4 separate regions of the Homo sapiens genome follow, and all the other regions are linked to region 1. Evidence: chromatin contacts called from ENCODE Hi-C or POLR2A ChIA-PET data. All regions are on one chromosome and are shown on one strand. Each heading gives the region's core, a stretch centred on a gene start or an enhancer-like site at or near the end of the contact. The rest is flanking DNA. Distances are from core to core; before and after follow the strand shown.

The links. Hi-C counts contacts between places; a loop is a spot of excess contacts on that map. ChIA-PET counts read pairs that join two places held with the same protein, here RNA polymerase II (POLR2A). Pooled maps may share reads with other maps.
Region 2: a pooled map shows a loop between it and region 1 (2.8-fold over the local background). The contact joins the enhancer-like site here to the promoter of MLLT10 in region 1. A Hi-C loop is called at or near these places in 2 of 168 maps with a recorded cell type or tissue (PC-9 and endothelial cell of umbilical vein) and 7 of 50 pooled maps. POLR2A ChIA-PET finds 5 or more read pairs at or near these places in 6 of 52 experiments (A549, A673, CD4-positive, alpha-beta T cell and 3 more).
Region 3: a loop to region 1 is called in a map of endothelial cell of umbilical vein, with 7 times the contacts of the local background. The contact joins the enhancer-like site here to the promoter of MLLT10 in region 1. A Hi-C loop is called at or near these places in 4 of 168 maps with a recorded cell type or tissue (MCF 10A, PC-9, endothelial cell of umbilical vein and 1 more) and 5 of 50 pooled maps. POLR2A ChIA-PET finds 5 or more read pairs at or near these places in 7 of 52 experiments (A549, Caco-2, GM12878 and 4 more).
Region 4: a pooled map shows a loop between it and region 1 (6-fold over the local background). The contact joins the promoter of LINC02643 here to the promoter of MLLT10 in region 1. A Hi-C loop is called at or near these places in 2 of 168 maps with a recorded cell type or tissue (PC-9 and endothelial cell of umbilical vein) and 8 of 50 pooled maps. POLR2A ChIA-PET finds 5 or more read pairs at or near these places in 4 of 52 experiments (A549, AG04450, HEK293T and 1 more).

Annotation. Positions count from the first base shown.
Region 1 is chr10:21,530,403-21,536,538 of GRCh38, forward strand. It overlaps MLLT10 (MLLT10 histone lysine methyltransferase DOT1L cofactor), which reads left to right and starts at 3,830. Exons shown (of 23, transcript NM_001195626.3): 1 at 3,830-4,118; 2 at 4,243-4,402. The coding sequence starts at 4,243. RefSeq lists enhancers at 3,399-4,112, 4,828-5,540, 5,804-6,136 and silencers at 3,478-4,007, 4,018-4,087, 4,198-4,537, 4,678-4,767.
Region 2 is chr10:21,346,126-21,352,070 of GRCh38, forward strand. The region is part of intron 4 of LINC02643 (long intergenic non-protein coding RNA 2643); the gene reads right to left. Among named protein-coding and RNA genes, the nearest start is that of LINC02643, 24 kb to the right of the region's middle. Within about 2 kb of position 4,531, at least 2 of the 41 ENCODE cell types and tissues checked have a DNase peak (open chromatin) inside an H3K27ac peak, as active enhancers do.
Region 3 is chr10:21,327,916-21,333,706 of GRCh38, forward strand. No RefSeq gene overlaps it. Among named protein-coding and RNA genes, the nearest start is that of LINC02643, 42 kb to the right of the region's middle. Within about 2 kb of position 2,335, at least 3 of the 41 ENCODE cell types and tissues checked have a DNase peak (open chromatin) inside an H3K27ac peak, as active enhancers do; they include endothelial cell of umbilical vein, where a contact is called at or near this core.
Region 4 is chr10:21,368,744-21,374,696 of GRCh38, forward strand. It overlaps LINC02643 (long intergenic non-protein coding RNA 2643), which reads right to left and starts at 4,207. Exons shown (of 5, transcript NR_155751.1): 1 at 4,152-4,207; 2 at 1,224-1,372. RefSeq lists enhancers at 4,059-4,560, 4,197-4,491.

The DNA.
Region 1 (6,136 bases), core at 2,580-5,079:
TGGTGAGTAAAAAATAATCACCTAGTAAGATTAACAAGTTTCATTAAATAGATTTTTGAAAAAGCCATTAACAGAATCTCAATTCAAAACATAATTGCAAAGAATATTTTTATATGAAATTTCGAATAGTACTCCATGATATAGGTGCCATGGTGGTTTTGTATCTATAAAGACACGATACTCATTTATGGTGACATATTAATAACAAAGCTAGTTTCAGAAACACTTCAGTATTTTAATCATACTAGCATAAATATATGGCTCATAATAAACTTTTAATGAAAAAGGTAAAAACTCTTGGGTACCAAATGAGCAAAACAAAAAACAGAGATTCCTCTATGTAAAAGAGGATATATCTGAAAGTCTGCACAGATCATAAGAGAGTGTCTTTTTGAGTTTTTCAACTAATTTATTTAGAAAGAAGTTGATAGACTCCAATGAGGTTTAGCAGATGCAGGAATTCTAATTGCTTTTTGCTTAAAAAACTTAGTCGAAGAGCCAATATAGAATTTTACACACTATGGAAGTCAAGAATCTGAGTTCAGGAAAGTGTATCTAGTCTCAGCATTATAGAAGTATACCTCACATGGATGTAGAAATAGACCTCAGTTTCTATACCCCATTGTAGAAATTTATATATACCTTGACAATGGGTACAATAGACTAAATATAATATGCGCAAACAGAAGGCAAATAAAACTTTAATTTACAAAGGAGATAAATATGAATAGTACTAACCTCTGAAATGAATATGGTTTTAAATATTTCTTTCATAATATCTACTTATGTAAATAATTATGGAAAAGCAAATACAGAAATTTGGTGCCTACCTTAAAGAATAAAGAAAATTATTGGAAGATATATTACCCATAGAGCGAAAATACATCTTCCCATTATAGTAGGGTTAGAGGTTACATCATAAAATACTTTACTTGAGTTTTTTGTGGTTTGCCTCAGATGATTAGTTTGGAGAAACAGATGAGCTAGTACTGAGTTAGCTGCTGTTATGTGAAGCAATGTTTAGAGACAACAGGGTTTCATTTTATTCTAGAGGTACTACATACACTTTTTTGAAGGATATTTTGAGAATATAAAATAAAAATTTAGGGTAACATTTTACAGTTGAAATTGTTCTTTTTCACAAAGTTATTTTATAACTCCTATGGTAATTTATTTTTATATTGCTATGTATTTTAAAAAGCATACTTGAACTTTAACAATTCTGCCAATGTAATTACAAGTTTTATCCATTTTGAGGTAGGAAAATTAGCATATTCAGCCAATTGTTACATATATGACTATATATATATATATATATATATATATATATATATGTCTCACAAAGGACAAATACAACTTTCTCACTGCTATATTCCCCATATCCAAAACAGTCCCCAGTACACAGTAAATGTTGAATAAATATTTACTGAATGAATAATTAATTGTGTATTTGAACTGTTTTACTGTTTTATACTGTCTGCTTTTCTTCCTTTTCACTTAACATTTTATAGAAATATACAAAATATTATACTTCAGATATACAAGAAAAAGTTTGATATCTGGTACAAGTTAAAATGAAAATGAGTTATTTACACTCATGTTTTTTCTTATAATTTTCATACTCAACATATGTTAAAATCAGTTTTAAATAATTTGAATTATATTTTGTGAACACTTATGTATACATCTTTAACAAAATTTGTTTCAGATACTATTGTTTATATACAGGCTGTTATGAAATAATACATTTTCCCTATTTTTAAAAATTTCTGAAACCTCTTACAAATGATACATTTTTTTTGTTTTGTTTAGGAAATAGCAAGTGTTTACTTACATTTGTTTTAAGTGTTAAAGAATAGGGCAAGGTACCCATCCTTCTTTACATACAAATTAATTCCTTCACAAGAACTAAGCTCCAATGCATTAAAAATAAAACAAATGTGTTTTTAAATAATTTAATGCATTAAGGCTTGGCTGCAGTGTTTGGGAGGGGAAGTTTCACACTGATTTTTAACTCAGAATTGCTCTATAGTAAGAGTCTGAACAGGACTTGGATATTGAGCTGGTATCCTTTGTATAAGGGTGAAGATAAAATATATGGTTAAGATACACAAGACAGTATAGTTTTGTTTGAAGCCCGTTTTAGTTTCATAAATTTTTAAGGTAGTTAAAAAATATAATTATTATATATCCAGAAATGTATTAATTGTTGTCACATCCCAAAAAAGAATTCATATTATGTAGTCTTGTAGTCACCTTTTCTAAATGCACTATGTGAATTCTCATTGTTTTAGTGTATATTTTAATTGCCATTACTTTGTATATCTCAGCTTTTAAAACATCTGAATTTGCTATATATGCTCTCATTGTGCTGTATACCTATTATCACTCTTACACAGATTTCTAGCAATTAATTTGAAATAGAAAAACAGCCATGATACCTTTTCTAACCCCCCTTTATCAGAAGAACATTTAGAAGGCTTTTAAAGCCCAAACCATTATATTATCTTTTGGCGACCGACTAGGAGAACTTGGGTTCTCTATGCTTTAGCACTGTGAAAGTGCATCTTCCAGATCAGCACATTTATAATGCGAATTGCTGATAAAGAACCATTTTGTACCTGCAAGGTATTAATCAAAAGTCATGAATTCGCCTTTTAACTGGGCTTGTCATTTAAACAATCTATGCATAATTCTGATTTCATGCGAAACTTTTCTAATTAGACATTTTTTGCTTAAACATCAATATTGGGCTTTACGGATGCATAAGGAATAGGCAGACAGTGGAAGATTTTAGTTTAAAAGTGCTCAGCATCCAGCTAATTAATCTATGCAGATAGGCCTAATCCATTTTCCATTTGTTTGTGAGGTGGGAGCTCTCATCTTTCTGCCACTTTTAAATGACCTCACATTTCCAAGTATAAATTTGGAGAAAAGACCCGGATCAGAGGAATCCTCCATCAAAACTGGACGCCACTGTCTGATGGCGTTAATTATGTTTTAGCGACTGACTAGGAGGGCTAGAGTTCCTTCTTCCTTTTGGTGTAATACAACTGCATTTTCCGGATCATCGTATTATATTGCTAATTCCGGATAAACCACCATTTGTCCTGCACACCGAGCTGAGGGGCGCCTTGGCGTTCCCTCTCCGAGTGCAGCCCTAACACAGGCTTTTGACCTTCAGCCTGGAATACACTTTCGTTTGTCATTGGGGCCCACGTAGTGCGAAAATGGGCGGCAGATTTGGTAGGACTTCCAGCGGGTGAACTTTGGGAAGAGTCCAGGACGTGAATTTAATGGGTGGAGTGGCTGCGGCAGCACTGTGAAGTTAGCGCGGCCAACTGCAGGAAGCCATGCTTCATTACACCCTTCATGGAAGCTGGCACACTCGCCCCACCCTCGTTTTCCACGGGCCAGTCTTGGAGGAAAAGGCCAGCAGGTAGGTTCCCAGGGCACGGAGATGATGCCCCCGGGGACTCCCCTCTGGCGATTCTGAGAAAACCCCTTCCCAGCCCTGGGCGTCCACCTCCCCCGCCACCTCCCAGGCCTCTTCCCGACGCTCACACGCGGCCCGCGCCACCAGCGCTGCAGAGGGCGGCCCTAACGTCCCCGCCCCCGCGTGCGCGCCCCCGCGCCCGTTCATTCCGGCCTCCGCGCGCCGCCGGCTCCCCTCGCGCCCACCCCCAGCACACCTCGGCGGCGGCGAGCGGCGCGGGGGAGGGGGACGGGGCCCCGGAGGTAGGCCGGGGGCAGCCAACAGGCCGCGGCAGCGCGCACGCAGGGCTAGCCTCGCCCAGGCCTCCTCCCTCACGCCGGCCGCAGGACGGGCGCGCACGCCAAGTGACGCTCCGAGGAGGAAGCGCAGCCCCCTTCCCCTCCCTCGCTGCCCCTGGCCCAGCGGGAGCCCCCCCTCCCCCCAGTGCGCCTGTGCGGAGGCCCTCTTGATTATGTGTGCCCTCTCCGGGCGCCCGCGTTAGCGGCCGGGTGGAGGTGGGGAGGGAAGACGCTGAGGAGGAGGAGGAGGCGGAGGAGGCGGTGGAGGGGAGGTGGGGGGAATCAGCAAGGACATGGCTCCTGACTCCTGTGCGGAACGTGAGTGACTGAGCGGCAAAGCCCGAGTGAGCGAGCGGTGGGCTGCCGGGCCGGGCGGGGGGCGCCGGGGCGGGCTCGGGGGGCTGTGTGGGGGGGAAGCACTAATCGGCTTGCATGTGTTTTTTAATGGTCCCCCCAACTCCCTCTTAGATGGTCTCTAGCGACCGGCCCGTGTCACTGGAGGACGAGGTCTCCCATAGTATGAAGGAGATGATTGGAGGCTGTTGCGTTTGCTCAGACGAGAGAGGCTGGGCCGAGAACCCGCTGGTTTATTGCGACGGGCACGGCTGCAGCGTCGCGGTGCATCAAGGTAAACACCCAACCGCCCGCCGGGGCGCGCCGGCCTGCGCCCAACGGTCACCGCCGCCCCCACCTGGGCCGCAACCGCCGGCGCCCCCGCCCCGTGCCGCGGCCGCGGGAGGGACGCGGAGGGTCCGCGGCGGGGCGCGGGGGGTGTGGGCCGCGCATGTGGGAGAAAGTGCGTGTGGCCCGGACTGTCATGTGATTCCGCTCTCACTCTCTCAAGTGTCATTCGGCCGCCGCCTGCGCCTGGGGCCGGGGTCTGCTGACTCGGCGGGGCGGGGCGGGGCAGGGCGGCGGCCGCGCCCTCGAGATCTGGGCCGGGGTGGGGGCGGGGGCGGGGGCGGGGGCGGTGCGCGCCCTTCCCGGGGTTCCCGGGGCCACGGGGGTGGGTTTGGGAGAGTGGAGCGCCCTCTTCTCCCCTGGCCTGCAGCCGCCTGTCTGCCGCAGTGTTTGGAGACTTCCTGTGGCGTGGAGACGGGCTCGGGAACGCGGCGCCAGTGTGGGGAGGCTGGGGGTCGCCTTGCCTCTTTAGATGGGGAGGGATGCGGGGCCCGTTGCACCCCGAGCCAGAAGGCTCGGGCCCTGCCGCCGCCGCCCGGTAGCTGTCTGCGGAGGAGATGGCGGAGTCCGTTGCTGACCATGCGGGAGTGGCGGGGCTGCTGCAGCGCCTGTGGGGTGGCCGCGGCAGGCCACCACCAGCCTAGGTGGCTGAAGAGGTGGCGGTGCCAAGTCACTTTTGGGGAGCCTCTTAGTTTATTTCTGGTTGTTAACAATTGATGAGGTTTTTGGATATACAAGAAGGCCGAGGACACTAGTAAGATACTTTTCTGGCCTTTGAAGTGGCCGACTTTTCCCCATTTCACGTGGTAAGGAATCCAGGACAAAACAGTCTATATTCTTTTTTGGTGGCTCCATGTCCCTTCGCATTTCTGAATCTGGCATTAAGCGATGCATATGTTTTTAGTAGTCTGTTGGAAAGGACTACCACCAAAAGGGAGACGAAAATTTGAACATCTGCTAAAGTGCATTTTGTAGAGAAACGAATGTCACACTTGGAAAGGGAGACTTTAGAAGCAGTGGTGATGATTCTGAGGTAGTGTACTTACTCTGAGAATGCTGTTTATTCCCAGACTTTTATTTTTTTACTTTTTATTTTGTTGAGACGGAGTCTTGCTCTGTCACCCAGGCTGTAGTGCAGTGGTGCCATCTCAGCTTACTGCAACCTCTGCCTCCTGGGTTCAAGCGATTGATTCTCCTGCCTCAGCTTCTTGAGTAGCTGGGATAACAAGCACACCCTAGCACACCGGCTAATTTGTATTTTTTAGTAGAGACGGGGTTTCGCCATGTTGGCCAGGCTGGTCTCAAATTCCTGACCTCAGGTGATCCTCTTGCCTCGGCCTCCCAAAGTGCTGGGATTACCGGCGTCAGCCACTGCGCCTGGCCCTAGACTTTTAAAGAAGAGCCAAGTTGCATGTCTTGCTTTTTTAGGGAGTGAATACAATGCGTGTCAAACCAGATACTGATTTTAAGGTCATCCCATGTTCATTGGCATTTTGAAGGCCAATGAATTTCTTATGAATTGGAATTTCTTATGAATTGGATGATAAACTATCAAAATTTGATAATTTCTATGTCCCAATATAGAAAATTTTTATTCAAATCTTAAATTTTCCTTCCTAGAAGTACACCTGAATAAAGTTTTTGGGCAATGATGCTGTGTTTTGGACACCTATGCTGTGTT
Region 2 (5,945 bases), core at 3,281-5,780, 180 kb before region 1:
GATCGAGACCATCCTGGCCAACATGGTGAAACCCTCGTCTCTACTAAAAATACAAAAATTAGCTGGGCATGGTGGCACGTGTCTGTAATCCCAGCTACTCAGGAGGCTGAGGCAGGGAGAATTGCTAGAACCCAGGAGGCAGAGGTTGCAGTGAGCCAAGATCGTGCCACTGCACTCCAGCCTGGGCAGCAGAGTGAGACTCCATCTCAAAATAATAATAATAATATATTTTAGGAATAATCAGAAAAATGTTCCCACTGTGGAGGAGAACAAAGTTGTCTCCTGGGGGGAGTAAAATGAGGAATCACAAAGAGGAAAGAAAGAGGTAAGAGCAGTTTGCAGTCAGGAGAGTGATGTAACTGAAGTGGTAAAATGCAGTCTTGGCCAGGTGCGGTGGCTCACGTTTATAATCCCAGCACTTTGGGAGGCCGAGGTGGGTGGATCACCTGAGGTCAGGAGTTCAAGACCAGCCTGGCCAAAAAGGCAAAACCCCGTCTCTACTAAAAATACAAAAAATTATCTGGGCATGGTGGCACGTGCCTGTAATCCCAGCTACTTGGGAGGCTGAGGCAGGAGAATTGCCTGAACTGGGGAAGTGGAGGTTGCAGTGAGCAGAGATCACACCATTGCACTCCAACCTGAGTGACAGAGCAAGTCTCCGTCAAAACAAAACAAAACAAAACAAAACAAAAATATATGCATTCTTCGTCATGGTGGTGTGGCTCCCTCAGCCTAGCACGTCTACCTTGCCTCCCTTGCTCAGGCCCTTGTCCCAAGGGCAGCCTATTCAGACTTTACAGTGTGTATTAAATGTCCCTGGGTGGAGAAGGCATAGAGTCAGTAAAGAGCTGGGATTTTTTTTTTTTTAAAGGCTCAAGTGACCCTCCCACCTCAGACTCCTGAGTAGCTGGGACTAAATGTGTGCACCACCATGCCTGGCTGGTTTTTTTGTTTGTTTGATTTTGTTTTTTTTTTTAAGTTTTTGTAGAGATGGGGTCTCACTATGTTGCCCAAGCTGGTCTTGAAATCCCGGTCTCAAATGATCTTCCCACCTCAGCCTCTCAAAGTCTGGGGATTACAAGTCTGAGTCAGCACACCCAGTCAAGGTCTGGGTTTCGCGACAACCACAGAGACATCATCTCTATGGTGCTATAGGGAGGAGTCACTGGGGTGCATAGCCAGAGGCGGCTACTTTCATTCATCCTCAAAAATAATACTCTAGCTGCTAGTGAGAGGGGAATAAAGAGAGGGCAAAGCCTGGAAGTCAGAGGTTAGAGGCTGACAACGTTGCAGGCATTTTTCCTGGTCAAAAGAAAGGAGAAAAAAAGTAGGTTTACAGGTGGATACCAAAGCCAATATTGGATGAACAGTACCAAAGGAAGCAAGAGAAGGAGGGAGTGCCTACGCTACCTTAAGGTGCTGGACTTGCACGATTATGTGCTCCAGGCAATGGTATATACATGTAGTGCTTTAGCCTCTGTCTGGGTGAGGAAATGATAGCTGCTGTAACAAAGAGACCCAAAAATTCAATGGCTCAAACAAGATAAGTTTATGTCTTACTCATCTAACAGTCCAGTTTAAGAATTCCAGGTGGGTTTGTCCCCAGTCCAGGGTGGCAGATGGCAGTCCTTCCACACATGACTTCCAAGGATGTCCAAATTGTGGCCAAGCCAGACTTCGAGGATAGGGGCAAGAGGTGAGTTCAGGGCTAGAGACTTTCTCTTAATCAAGTAAATGGGAAGTTGCTCCCAACATTTCTGTTCATATTCCATCTGTGAGAGCTGGGTTGCATAGCCACAGTTTGCTGCAAAGTGGGACATGAGCCAGGGGAATGTAGCCCCTGGAAATGCAGCCAAAATCCGCAGTAGTGTTCTAATACTGAGGAAGAATGGGAGGATAGAGTGTGGTGGACAGATAACAGACTCCATCATCATTTTTCTTCACCTGGTCAATGGCTTTATGGATATGTTAGTCCATTTTGCATTGCTATAAAGGAATACCTGAGACTGGGTAATTTATAAAGAAAAGGAGGCTTATTATTTATTTATTTTTTATTTTTTTAGGACAGAGTCTCACTCTTCACCCAGGCTGGATTGCAGTAGCACGATCTCGGGTCACTGCAACCTCCACCTCCCAGGTACAAGCGATTCTCCTGCCTCGGCTTCCCAACTAGCTGAGATTACAGGTGCCCGCCACCACGCCCAGCTAATTTTTGTATTTTTAGTACAGATGGGGTTTCACCATGTTGTCCAGGCTGGTTTCAAACTCCCGACCTTCAGTGATCCGCCCACCTCGGCCTTCCAAAGTGCTGAGATTACAGGCGAGAGCCACCGCGCCCGGCCCAGAAAAGGGGTTTATTTGGCTGACAGTTCTGCAGGATGTACAAGCATGGCAGCAGCATCTGTTTGGCTTCTGGTAAGGGGTCAGGGAGCTTATAATCATGGAGGACCGTGACCTGGGAGCTGGCACGTCACATGGCAAGAGCAGAAGCAAGAGAGAGGAGGAGGAGATGCCAGACCCTAACAACCAGATCTGGCATGAAATCATTACTGTGGTGAGGGCACCAAGCCATTCATGAGGGATCCCCCCCCCAGGACCCAGACACCTCCTACGAGGTCCGACTTCCAACACTGGGGCTCACATTTCAACATGAGACGTGGAGGGGAGAAATATCCAAACTGTATCAATGGATAATATCTGACCCTTTTTTTGTTTGTTTGTTTGTTTTGGCTAAAGAAAGTGCCCAGTTTATTGCTAGACCAGACAAGTGTTTATTCCAAATTGTGATCAAGATAGAATAATTAAGTACTTTCCTTATATAATGAAAATTACCATTATCCTGTTAGTGCAATCAGTTTTCTGAGTTTATTGATACTGAATTAATATTAAAACAGGCTGGGCGTGGTAGCAGCTCATGCCTGTAATCCTAGCACTTTGGAAGCCTGAGGCAGAAGATCACTTGAGGTCAGGAGTTCGAGACTAGCCTGGGCTACATGGCGAAACTCCATCTGCACTAAAAATACAAAACTTAGCCAGGCATGGTGACACATGCATGTAGTCCCAGCTACTCGGGAGGCTTAGGAAGGAGAATCGCTTGAACCAGGGAGTCAGAGGTTGCAGTGAGTTGAGATCGTGCCACTGCATTCCAGCCTGGGTGACAGAGGGAGACTCCATCTCAAAAAAAAAAAAAAATTAAATTAGAATAAACAGATGTTAATAGGCAGCATGCATGTTTGATGTGCCTTTATTTTTCTTCTGCTTTAGGATAGTACTTCATTCTTAAGCATGTGAGTAAAGGAAGCAAAATAGTAGTAAGCTATATTGATGGTATGTAAAAGAAATATAGGAAAGGTTTACATTTCATTTGTTAGATCCCTGCCGAGTATTTTACGTGGTAGGGTATATAAAAATAATATTTTAGATTATTAAAACACCTTGATATTGGCTCATTTAATTACACTGTAAATTTTTCTCTAAAGGCAAGTATGGTATTTTATATTTTCTAACAATAATCCTATTCTTCCCTTTTCCTTATATTTTTCTTTGATATTTTCCTGATGTATTATAAAATTATTTTCAAGTATAAGACTGGTTTGTAAAAATACCTACATATTGTGTGAGATTATCACTATCATTTTTTTCTCTACTACCTTCTCATCAAATAAGGAAAGGCAAGAGTGATATAACAGTTGCCAAAGAAACAAAAGGCATCCCAGTTATTTCTGTGCTGGGATGGCTTTTGGCTTGCCGTTGCTGAAAAGCAAACAAGATATAGCCAAGAAATTGTGCCGTTGTTGCCTGGTTGGAAGGAAAGTTAGGGGCGCATATTCGGTTCAAGATGACCTTCAGGGAGGACCCAATGTCAGTGTCCTGCTAAGTCACACACAAGGAGAGAAAATCTATAATGACAGTTCAAGTCTTTCTTCCCACAGCAAATTGTGTCAGCCCTGCTATAAACAGTAAAAACAGCACAGGAAATATCTGACCCTTTTGCCATTGGTTAAGAGCTATTGCTAGCTCCTACTTGGCTAATAGCTTGAGTCTCTGAAAAACAAGGAATATTTCAGAAACCTCATTATGAGGAAGAGATACCTGCAATTTCCAGGTAAATGAAGCAAGTCTTGTACATGCCCAGATGGGACCAGGCCTCTGTTACATGAATCCTGGCAAGTTAAACAGGCTATATCTTCTTGTTTGAAGCAGCTAAGAATGTCCCGAGCTCACTGCAATGCTGGGAGGCCCCGGCACCGACTCTTGAGAAAACGTTTGAGACTAAACATGAAAGTTGCTCCCTAACCCGCAGTGTTATCATTGCAGTTGTTAACAAGATAAAGTAAATAAACCTAAACTCTCAGTGAACTTATTTCTCAGTTTATTGAATTGAATTTCCTGACATGCTGCGCTGGGTACCCAGAATACAAAGATGCACAAAGCCTGGTTCGGTGAGAGAGATGGTTATGGAGACAGACGATGACGGCAACTGAGAAACAGCATAGGCAGACCCCAATCCCAGAGGAGGAGCAAAGATATCTCCCTGGAGATCAGGGAGGGCTCACAGCCAGGGATGCTTGAGATCAGGCAGACAAGAGGCACGCCTATGTTTAACTCAGAAAACAATGAAAAGTTTGCTGGCTGGGCTTGGTGACTCACTCCTGTAATCCCAGCACTTTGGGAGACCAAGGCAGGCAGATCACAAGGTCAGGAGTTCCAGACCAGCCTGGCCAATATGGTGAAACCTCATCTCTACTAAAAATACAAAAATTAGCTGGGCATGGTGGCAGGTGCCTGCAGTCCCAGCTACTCGGGAGGCTGAGGCAGGAGAATTGCTTGAACCTGGGAGGCGGAGGTTGTAGTGGACCGAGACTGTGCCATTGCACTCCAGCCTGGGTGAAAGAGCAAGGCTCTGTCTTGAAAAAAAAAAAAAAGGACCGTTTGCATATGACTTGTGGGATAACCTTTTCTAGGGGGCAGCAGTTTCATTGGAAAGTTAAATAACAGTTATAATGACTACCATTTTGTTGCGGGAAGTCAGGGACTCCAAACGGAGGGACAGGCTGGAGCCATGGCAGAGGAACATAAACTGTGAAGATTTCATTTTAATATGGACATTTATCAGTTCCCAAATAGTACTTTTATAATTTCTTATGCCTGTCTTCTTCGATCTCTTAATCCTGTTATCTTCATAAGCTGAGGATGTACGTCACCTCAGGACCACTGTGATCATTGTGTTAACTGTACAAATTGATTGTAAAACGTGTGTGTTTGAACAATATGAAATCAGTGCACCTTGAAAAAGAACAGAATAACAGCGATTTTTAGGGAACAAGGGAAGACAATCATAAGGTCTGACTGTCTGCGGGGTCAGGCAAAAAGAGCCATATTTTTCTTCTTGCAAAGAGCCTATAAATGGACATGCAAGTAGGGAAGATATCACTAAATTCTTCTCCTAGCAAAGAATATTAATATTAATACCCTGGGGAAGGAATGCATTTCTGGGGGGGAAGTCTGTAAATGACTACGCTGGGAATGTCTGTCCTATGTGGTTGAGATAAGGACTGAGATACACAGTGGTCTCCTGCAGTACCCTCAGGCTTACTAGGGTGGGGAAAAACCCAGCCCTGGTAAATTTGTGGTCAGACTGGTTCTCTGCTCTCAAACGCTATTTTCTGTTGTTTAAGATGTTTATCAAGACAATACATGCACCACTGAACATAGACCCTTATCAGTAGTTCTGCTTTTGCCCTTTGCCTGGTGATCTTTGTTAGACCCTTATCAGTAGTTCTCCTTTCTGCCCTTTGAAGCATGTGATCTACTCCCTGTTCTTACACCTGCTCCCCTTTTGAAACCCTTAATAAAAAACTTGCTGGTTTGAGGCTCAGGTGGGCATCATGGTCCTACCGATATGTGATGTCACCCCTGGCAGCCCAGCTGTAAAATTCCTCTCT
Region 3 (5,791 bases), core at 1,085-3,584, 200 kb before region 1:
GACAGTACAGATTAGTACAGGACAGTTCCTGGAAGGGCTGTATTTTGTAAAATAACAATGTAAGAGTCTTCCTTGTCTTTTTCTTTTTCCTTTTCTTTCCTTTTTTTTTTTTTTTTTTTTTTTTTTTTTGCAATGAAGTCTGGCTCTGTCACCCAGGCTGGAGTGCAGTGGCGCAATCTCGGCTCACTACAACCTCTGCTTTCCAGGTTCAAGCGATTCTCCCGCCTTAGCCTCCCGAGTGGCTGGGATTACAGGTGTGCACCACCATGCCCGGCTAATTTGTGTGTGTGTGTGTGTGTGTGTGTATTTTTAGTAGAGTTGGGGTTTCACCATGTTGGCCAGGCTGGTCTCGAATTCCTGACCTCATGTTATCCACCCGCCTTGGCCTCCCAAAGTGCTGGGATTACAGGCCTGAGCCACTGCACCCAGCCATTCCTTGCCTTTTTCAAGCCATTTTTAAATTTTACGTTATGTATAAGATATACGTAACATGTGGCATGAAGTACATTTCCACTGTGCAACTGTCACCACTATCCATCTCCAGAAGTTTTTCATCTTCCCCAGCTGAAGCTCTGCCCCCATTAAACGCTAACTCCCCATTGCTGCTCCCCTCCCCCAGCCCCAGGCAACCACCTTTCTATTATCTGTCTCTGTGAATTCAACTATTCTAGGTACCGCATATAAGTGGAACCATACAGCATTCGTCCTTTTGTGACTGGCTTATTTCAATTAGCATACTGTCCTCAAGGTTCATCCATGTTGTGCATGTGAATTTCCTTTTTTTTTTTTTTTTTTTTTTTGAGACGGAGTTTTGCTCTTGTTGCCCACGCTGGAGTGCAATGGCATGATCTTGACTCACAGCACCCTCTGCCTCACAGGTTCAAGCAATTCTCCTGCCTCAGCATCCCGAGTAGCTGGAATACAGGCATGCACCACTATGCCCAGCTAATTTTGTATTTTCAGTAGAGACAGTTTCTCCATGTTGGTCAGGCTGGTCTCGACCTCCCGACCTCAGGTGATCCGCCCGCCTCAGTCTCCCAAAGTGCTGGGATTACAGGCATGAGCCACCACACCCGGCCTCCTTCCTTTTTTAAGGCTGAATCATATTCCATTGTATGTATATACCACATTTTGTTTATCCATTCATCTGCAAATGGTCACTTGGGTTGTTTCCACCTTTCAGCTATTGTGAATAATGCTGCTATGAACATGAGTGTGTACACATGTCGCTAAAAGAACCTCCTTGCAGTACTTTTGGGTGTATGCCCAAAAGAATGGCTGGATCACATGGTGATAGTATATTTACTTTTTTGAGGAAGCACCTTCATGTTTTCCACAGTGGCTACACCATTTTGCATTCCCACCAGCAATATGCAAGGGTTCCAATTTGTCCCCACCCTCACCAGCATTTATTACTTTCTGGGGTTTTTCTTTTTTCTTTTTTTAAAGCCATCCTATCCTAATGGATGTGAAAGTGGTATATCATTGATTGTGTTTTGTTTTGTTTTGAAACACAGTCTTGCTCTGTTGCCCAGGCTGGAGTGCAGTGGAGCAATCCAGAAATTCACCTTTCCCATGAGCTGGACAGAGGAGCTCGGTTTTTTTTTTAGAGATGGAGTCTCACTCTGTCACCCAGGCTGGAGTGCAGTGGCGCAATCTCAGCTCACTGCAACCTCCACCTCCTGAGTTAAAGCAATTCTCCTGCCTCAGCCTCCCGAGTAGCTGGGATTACAGGTGTGCGCCATCAAGCCCAGCTAATTTTTGTATTTTAGTAGAGATGGGGTTTCACCATGTTGCCAGGCTGGTCTCAAACTCCTGACCTCAAGTGATCCACCTGCCTCGACCTCCCAAAGTGCTGGGATTACAGGCATAAGCCACCACGCCTTGCTACCACTGTGGTTTTGATTCGCGTTTTCCTAATGATTAGTAAAGTCTCTTTGTTTTAGAGAACAAAAAAAAGGAAAAATGTAGTACCAAAGATTTAGGTTGGAGGAAGGTCCCAGGAAAATGGAAGCAAATACACAGAATCATGCGAAAAGACAAGAAATAATGTGGGAGTGCAGTTCTATAAAAGTACATCTTCAAAACATTCTTTAAGGACAAACAGTATTATCTTGAACAAAACTAAATGAGGAAGGTACCACTGTCCTTAAGGTATAATAAGAAACTGAATTGCCATGAGTAAGGTCACAGCACACAGAAGCTGTGTGTGGAAAATCAAGAAATAACTATGGCAACATCTCTCCAATATTAAACAAACAAAAAGCAGCTGGGCATGGTGACTCATGCTTGTAGTCCCAGCACTTTGAGAGGCCACAGTGGAAGGATCACTTGAGCCCAGAGGTTTGAGACTAGCCTGGGCAACGTAGCAAGACCCGTCTCTACAAAAAATTTAAAAAATTAGCTGGACTTGGCGGTGCATGCTTGTAGTCCCAGCTATCCAGGAGGCTGAGATGGGAGGGTCGCTTAAACCCTTAAACCCAGGAGGTTGAGGCTACAGTGAGCTATGATCATGCCACTGCACTCCAGCCTGGGTGACAGAGCAAGACCCTGTCTCAAAAAAAAAAAAAAAAAAAAATTAAAAAGATCAATTTATTCATTAACCATTTCAAAAATTCAAAAGAAACTCAATCAGGAGATCATTTTCACAGTGATGAATCAAATTGATAAAAATCTCCTCACAGCCTGCTGGAAGACAGGAACAAAAATTCCTCGTGTCATTTTAAAAAGTATAAACCTTGTGTGTTGTCAGACCACATCCCTTGTACAGAAAGTCTACAGGTTTGGTATTAGGCAGGACTCCCCAGGAAAGGGATCAGGATGAGGGATTAGCAATAGGAAATTTGGCATCGGGTAAGGGAATATTCCGGAAAAACGTCAGTGCCTAACTTCCTTCCCCACATGCTCAAGGAGTGTACATCCACAACACAGCCCTAAGCTTTAAGGATGTGAACTCGTTTAACCTACCAGATAGGTAAACACACTTGAAGTCTGCCTTTGAAAACTCATGCTAAAGGGAATGGATTCTGCAAATTCATTACTTTTTTTTTTTTTTTTTTTTTTGAGACGGAGTCTGGTCCTGTTGCCCAGGCTGGAGTCCAGTGGTGCGATCTAGGCTCACTGCAACCTTCACCTCCCGTGTTCAAATAATTCTCCTGCCTCACCCTCCTGAGTAGCTGGGATTACAGGCATGCATCACCACGTCCAGCTAATTTTTGTATTTTTAGTAGAGAAGGGGTTTCACCATGTTGGTCAGGCTGATTTTGAACTCCTGAACTCGTGATCTGCCTGCCTTGGCATCCCAAAGTGCTGGGATTACAGGCATGAGCCACCACACCGGGCCAAATTCATTACTTTTAATGGCAAAAACTGCAATTGCTTTTTCTCCAGCCTAAATAAAAAATTCTATATAAAAATTGTGCTCTATTGGGGCCAGGCACGGTGGCTCACGCCTGTAATCCCAGCACTTTGGGAGGCCAAGGTAGGCAGATCACGAGGTCAGGAGATCAAGACCATCCTGGCTAACACGGTGAAACCCCATCTCTACTAAAAATAAAAAAAATTAAAAAAAAATTAGCCGGGCGTAGTGGCGGGCGCCTGTAGTCCCAGCTACTCCGGAGGCTGAGGCAGGAGAATGGCATGAACCCAGGAGGCGGAGCTTGCAGTGAGCCAAGATCGCACCACTGCACTCCAGCCTAGGCGACAGAGCGAGACTCCATCTTAAAAAAAAAAAAAAAAAAAAAAAAAAATGGGCTCTATTTACTCTGGTGTACACAAAATAAATATTACCTTTTTTTCTTTTCTTTTCTTTTTGAGACAGAGTCTCCCTCTGTCACCCAGGCTGAAGTGCAGTGGCACAATCTTGGCTCACTGCACTCTCCATCTCGTGGGCTCAAGTGATTTTTCCTGCCTCAGCCTCCCGAGTAGCTGGGATTACAGACATATGCCACCACGCCTGGCTAATTTTTGTATTTTTAGTAGAGACAGTGTTTCACCATGTTGGCCAGGCTGGTCTCGAACTCCTGACCTCAGGTGATCTGCTCGCCTCAGCCCCCATGTGGGGGCTGTAAGATTACAAGCATGAGACGCCGCATCCGGCAACATTATCTTTTATTTTTTGTATTTTTAAGATGTAGTCAGTTTGCAAAATACTACATCATTTGGCCAGAAAACTAATTCTCATGCTTCTCTCTTCCTTCTCAAATTACACTATTTTCATAACAGGTCAAAAATAGTTTTAAGGGCCGGGCACAGTGGCTTACGCCTTTAATCCCAGCATTTTGGGAGGCCGAGGTGGGCGGATCACCTGAGGCCGGGAGTTCAAGACCAGCCTGACCAACATGGAGAAACCCCCGTCTCTACTAAAAATACAAAAAATTAGCCAGGCGTGGTGGCTCATGCCTGTAATCCCAGCTACTCAGGAGGCTGAGGCAGGAGAATCACTTGAACCGGGAAGGCGGAGATTGTGGTGAGTCGAAATCGCGCCATTGCACTCTAGCCAGGGCAACAAGAGCAAAACACGGTCTCAAAAAATATAAAATAAAATAATAGTTTTAAGAATGGTCAGGCGTTGGCATTTCCTTTCTAATAATGGGTAGAAGTTTGTTATGAATCATAATTAGTGATGTTACTTGATCTCATTCTGATGTTAATTCAAAGTTGCCCTGTTCAAGAAGGCAGTGTGCTGGTGTGCAGGGATCACATATCTGTGATTAATCCGGCTGAGTGCTAGAGCTGCAATTGTTTCTTCGTGTAGCTGCAGATAAAATAACAGTCTTGGCCGGGCCCGGTGGCTCACGCTTGTAATCCCAGCACTTTGGGAGACCAAGGTGGGCAGATCATGAGGTCAGGAGTTCAAGACCTGCCTGGCCAACACAGTGCAACCCCATCTCTACTAAAAACACAAAAATTAGCCAGGCACAGTGGCACGTGCCTGTAATCCCAGCTACTCAGGAGGCTGAGGCAGGAGAATCACTTGAACCCAGGAGGCAGAGGTTGCAGTGAGCTGAGATCTTGCCACTGCACTCCAGCCTCGGCAACAGGAGGAGACTCTGCCTCCAAAAAAAAAAAAAAAAAAAAACAAAAGTCTTTGTCAATGAAAGAAGCATAACCCCTGAGTGCCTGGACCAGTGGATAATTACATAGGAAGTGATAATGGGAGGTAAGAACCCTTTTGCTCTGTCAGTGAGAAGATCCAGTAGAAAATCAAGGAGGACCCGAGAAACTTTGTACTGAAAGGAAAAATAAAAAGTCTCTCCTTGGCTGCGCACAGTGGCTCAGGCCCATAATCTCAACACTCTGGGAGGCTGAGGAGGGAGGATCATTTGAGCCCAAGAGTTCGAGACCGGCCTGGGCAACATAGGAAGATCCCCATTTCTACCAAAAAAAAATTAGGTGGGCATGGTGGTGCACACCTGTAGTTCCAGCTACAAATTTTTTGTACTTGGAGGCTGAGGTGGGAGGATCCTTTGAGCCCAGGAGTTGGAGACCAGCCTGGACAACATAAGGAGACCCCCAGCTTTACAAAAAAATTAGCTGGGTGTGGTGAGATGCATCTGTAGTCCTAGCTTCTTGGGAGGCTGAAGTGGGAGGATCACTTGAGCCCAGGAGGTTGAGGCTGCAGAGGCTCATACCACTGCACTCCAGCCTGGGTGACAGAGTGAGACCCTATCTCAAAAAACAAAACAAACAAATCATCAAGTTGCATTCCTTAATATATACCAGTTTTATTAGTCAATTATACCTCAATAAAGCTGGGAGGAAAAAATAACTAGTTTAAAAGCTATATCAA
Region 4 (5,953 bases), core at 2,957-5,456, 160 kb before region 1:
CCCTGCGAAACAAATGACTCTGGACCAACTATCTAGTAACAACATAATAATTGTCACGACTTGTTGAGCTCTTACTATTATCAGAGAACGCGCCAGTACTTTGTAATGTAAATATAATTACCTTTATAAAGCAATGTATATACATCTAGCCCTCTGAACAACTCAAAAGGTAGATGTTATTAGGCCCATTTCACGGATACTAAAACTGAGACTTAAATAGGCCAATGGACCTGTTCAAGGACCTGCTGTTTGCCACAATTGCTTCTTTGTGCTTCAATTTTCCTGTATATAGGGCTTCCTAATATTGCTGTACCTTTCAAAGATGTTTTTGACATGAAAGAGAAAGAAGTATGTCAAGGTTTTGAGACTTACTCATTCCACCCATGACGTGCCCTGGCCTGCATTTTCCTATGTGTAGCCTTCAAGGCCACGTCCTCCACAGAGTCTGCCTGACTCCTCCAGAGATCAGTGAAGCCTCCTTGCTCCAGATTCCCCAGCAACTCCCCCACAGCGCTCTCCTGGCAGCCATCACCTTCTCTCCCACATCATAGATATGTGGCTGTTAGCTCCCTCGCTACACTGTCTGGTATAGAGAAAAGGGACCATTTCTAATGCAACTTCCTATATAGCATGCATTTAACCCATACATGATAGGCTTTAACTAAACATTTGGTTAATTAAATGATGCATGTGTTTAATTAACGTATAGATGAAGAATTCCTCTATAAATTCAAGGCACAGCTGTTTGGGCTTCAAGTAAAAACACAGAAAGTTAGAACTATAAGAAGTCGCCTTCATTCAGGGCCAGTCTATAAGCTATTTGTTACTGAACCACAACAAAATAAGTCCAGAAATTGAGAATACACATTTAGAAACATTTATGACAGTCTAGTAGATTAAGTTTATGTCTGCTGAATCTAATAATAAAAAATAACTTAGACTTGTGTTCCGTATGTCTTTACTTTATAAATTAATTTTCTGATCATTCATTTTTACTCCATTTTACAATGTATCTGTTTGCAATGGACTGGGAATTTTTAAATATTTTTCTTCACCAGAGATAGTTGGAGAAGCACAAATCTTATCTAAACTGTCACTCAGAGCAGGAGGCCCTTCTCTATTTCTGGCCAACCAGCCTGTTTTTAATGCTTTCTAGCAAGGCATTCACACCATCCCAGTTCCACTCTCAGATTGTTTCATAACTTAACTATTTCCTTTCTGACCTTGAAAGGTTCTCCAGCTCCGTGAGAGAAGAACGCAGACTTCCTCAGCCTAGGATGGAGTTGGGGGGTGACAGGCTTCCATAGGAAGAAGTGAAAATTTTCCCTTTACTCACTCAGGACATCTGGATTCTCAGACCCAGTTTTCTCATCTGCAAAATAAGAAGCTTCAATTTCTGATGCTTTATGATCCCCTTGTTCATTCATGAGCTTTAAGATATGAAGGAAGTTCCTGCTTCTGAAGAATAGCCCATCACTGCCCCCTCCCCTGGAAAAAACTCCCTTTATATTTATTTATTTTGTTGTTGTTGTTTGTTTGAGATGGAGTCTCACTGTATCACTCACGCTGGAGTGCAGTGGTGTGATCTCAGCTCACTGCAACCTCCGCCTCCCAGGTTCAAGCCATGCTCCTGCCTCAGCCTCCAGAGTAGCTGGAATCACAGGCACCTGCCACCATGCCCGGCTAATTTTTGTATTTTTAGTACAGACGGGGTTTCACCATGTTGGACAGGCTGGTCTCGAACTCCTGACCTCAGGTGATCTGCCCGCCTCAGCCTCCCAAAGTACTGGGATTACAGGCGTGAGCCACCGTGCCTGGCTGAGAACTCCCTTTTTAACATGAGTGATCTGATTGTACAGCTGCAGGATATCTCATGTGTCACTTACACGGGATTAAAGAGTATTAGATCCGCCAGGCGCAGTGGCTCACGCCTGTAATCCCAGCACTTTGGGAGGCTGAGGTGGGCGGATCATGAGGTCAGGAGATCGAGACCATCCTGGCCAACACGGTGAAACCCTGTGTCTACTAAAAAAAAATACAAAAAATTAGCCGGCCGTGGTGGCGGTCGCCTGTAGTCCCAGCTACTCGGGAGGCTGAGGCAGAAGAATGGCGTGAACCCGGGAGGCGGAGCTTGCAGTGAGCCGAGATTGCGCCACTGCACTCCAGCTTGGGCGACAGAGCGAGACTCTGTCTCAAAAAAGAAAAGAAAAGAGTATTAGATCAGCTGGGTGCAGTGGCTCACAACTATAATTGCAAAACTTTGGGAGGCCAAGTGGGAGCATCGCTTGAGCCCAGGAGTTCAAAACCATCCTAGGCAACATAGCAAGACCTCATCTCTACTAAAAATTAAAAAATTAGCCAGGTGTGGTGGTGCATGCCTATGGTCCCAGCTACTTGGGAGGCTAAGGTGGGAGCATCCCTTGAGCCCAGGAGTTCAAGGTTATAGTTAGTTATGATTGCACCACTGTACTCCAGCCTGGGTGACAGAGGAAGGCTCTGTAAAGAAAGAAAGAAAGAGAGAAAGAGAGAAAGAGAGAGAGAGAGAGAGGAAGGAAGGAAGGAAGGAAGGAAGGAAGGAAGGAAGGAAGGAAGGAAGGAAGGAAGGAACGAAGGAAGGAAGGAAGGAGAGAGAAAGAGAGAAAGAAAGAAAGAGAGAGAGACAGAGAACAGAGAAAGAGAAAAAAAAAAAAGAAAGAGAAAGAGAGAAAAGAAAGAAGAGCCGGACGCGGTGGCTCACGCCTGTAATCCCAGCACTCTGGGAGGCCGAGGCGGGTGGATCACAAGGTCAGGAGTTCAGGACCAGCCTGGCCAAAATGGTGAAACCCCGTCTCTACTCAAAATACAAAAATTAGCCGGGCATGTTGGCAGGTGCCTGTAATTCCAGCTACTTGAGAGGCTGAGGCAGAGAACTGCTTGAACCCGGGAGGTGGAGGTTGCAGTGAGCCGAAATCGTGCCACTGCACTCCAGCCTGGGCAACAGAGAGCGAGACTCTGCCTCAGAAAAAAAAGGAAAGGAAGGAAGGGAGGGAAAAAGGGAAAAATAGTGATGTATGGCAATTCTTCAAATATAGGTGTGATATTTTGCATGTCAAATTTGATTCAACTGTTAATTAAAAAAACAAAGCAACATAGCATTTTCTCAGCATTTTTAAATTGAATAAAATGTAAATCTTTCATGCTTACTGTAATGAAGCCAGACAATTTAGAAAAACAAAACCATTCTTCTGATAACTCAGTAAATTTTAAATACACATACAAATATACCAGAAAATGCATTTTTGTAACTATTTTTAAAACTGTAGATGAAAACACAAAGATTAAAACTGATGAAATGAAACAGGCATACATAAAAAATTGAATGCAATACAAAAACAATATTATTTCTACTTCAAAAAAAGAATATTTTATTTATTAAGCCATAGCACTTTGGGAGAATGAGGTGGGTGGATCACCTGAGGTCAGGAGTTCAAGACCAGCCTGGCCAAAACGGCAAAACCTGGTCTCTACTAAAAATACAAAAATTAGCCAGGCACGGTGGCACATGCCTGTAACCCCAGCTACCAGGGGGACTGAGGCAGGAGGATCACTTAAACCCAGGAGGCAGAGGTTGCAGTGAGCCGAGATCGTGCCACTGCACTCCAACCTGGACAACAGAGCAAGACTGCTTCTAAAAAACAAAACAAAACACAACAAATATATATATACGTCAATGAATATATTCAGATTATTTGTAAAATAGAGTGGAAAAGAAAATTGGATGATATTTGTAAGTTAATCACATAAAACAACAAACATAACAACACCAGTATCATCACCTCAAAGGTAAATTGTAAATATGGAGACAATTGATTTTACAAGTCACATGTGAAATTATTATTTCATTCTGAATGAAATGGGGCTTTCAATACATTTTTAGCATGTCTAGAAACAAGTTTGTTCATGTGTTTCTAGTAATATATTATTTAAAATAGTAATTATACTGGTGACATAAACCTCAAACCAAAATTAAATCTGTATCAGAAGTTATCCCACCTGATGTAAGCAGGTTGTCCTTGCTTAAATAAAGCCATCCTCAAAGGTGTGAACGACCCCTGCTGAGGTCAGGGGAGTTGCCCAGGCAACTCTCAGATGCATGAACTATAAACACTTACAGTTTTATGCTGCTGAGCTTTCCTGATTGTTTCTTGCACAGCCTTGTTGGGACAATATTAAAAAGCTGCGGTGATTTTTAAATATACTCACACATTTTTGAGAATCCTCCCTTTAAGAGGTGGAGCCTCACTTCCCTCCCCTTGGGTGTGGGCTGGACTTAGCTTTTGGCTTCTAATGCACAGAATAAAGTGAAAGTGATGGGTGTGACTCTGGAAGGCAGATCATAAAATGCGCTGCAGCTCCCTCCTCCCTCTCTCTGAGATTGCTTGCTCTGGGGGAAGTTAGCCCACATGAGAGCACAAGCTGCATGGTGAGGAAGAGAGGCTTCCTGCCAACACCCAGCAAGGAATGGAGGCCCTGCCAGAAACCACCCTAGTGAGCCATCTTGGAAGCAGACCCCCAGCCCCAGCTAAGCATTCAGATGACTGCAGCCCTAACCAACATCCTGAGTACAGTCACGTGAGAGATCCTGAGCAAGAGCCACTCATCTAAGCCTCTCCTGAATCCCTGGCCCACAATTACAGTGAGATTAAAAAGTAAAATTGGCCAGGCATGGTGGCCCATGCCTGTAATCCCAGTACTTTGGGAGGCCGAGACAAGTGGATCATTTGAGGTCAGGATTTCGAGACCAGTCTGACCAACATGGTGAAACACTGTCTCTACTAAAAATACAAAATTAGCCAGGCATGATGGTGCATACCTGTAATCCCAGCTACTTGGGAGGCTGAGGCAGGAGAATGGCTTGAACCCAGGAGGTGGAGGTTGCAGTGAGCCAATATTGCACCATTGCACTCCAGCCTGGGCAACAAGAGTGAAACTCCATCTCAAAAAAAAAAAAAAAAAGAAAAGAAAACAAGGCCAAATGTGATGGCTCATGCCTGTAATCCCAGCACTTTGGGAGGCGAAGGTGGGAGGATCACTTGAGTCCAGGAGTTCGAGACCAGCCTGGGCAACATGGTGAGACTCCATCTCTAGTTGGGCATGGTGGTGCCTGCCTGCAGTCCTAGCTCCTCAGGATGCTGAAGTGGGAGGATTATTTGAGCTCAGGAGTTCGAGGTTGCAGTGAGCAGTGATTGCACTCAGGCTGGGTGACTGAGTGAGACCCTGTCTCAAAAAAAACAAAAAAAAAGATAAAATAAAAAATTGTTTTAAACTGCTAAATTTTTGAGTGATTTGTCACATAGCAGATAGGGATGCTGTTTAGAGCCTTTGGCAGGCCCCCATAGGTGAATCACAGTGAAGGCCTCTAGGATTTTGGAGCAAGGCCCTGCCATCTTCTGCAGATAACTACCTTCATTTTTAGAGACAGCTCTTGGCCTGTTACTGGGCTTTGGTGGAAACTGAACGTTTGATTATGGGTCATCAAGTCACCATGCGACCTGAACTGCCTGTCATACATAAACTGGGTGCCTTCTGACCCATCTAGCCACACAGTGGGGCGTGCACAGCAGCATTCATTATCAAATGGAAGTGGTATATACATAACCGAGCTCAAGCAGGTAGTTGCAGCCACTCAGGAGGCTGAGGCAGGAGGATAGCTTAAGCCCAGGAGACTGAGGCTGCAGTGAACCATAATGATGCCTCTGCGCTCCAGCCTGGGTGACAGAGTGAGACCCTGTCTCAAAAAAAAAAACAAAAAAAAGAAAAAAGAGAGAAACTAAAACTAAAGAATAGCTCAATAAATATACGATATTCATGGATTAGAAGACTCAATACTGAAGGTCAGTAATTTCATCAGAAACAAATGAGAAAAAAAAAGAAGATTCAATACTGTTATCATATTGCCAGTGCTTCACAAATC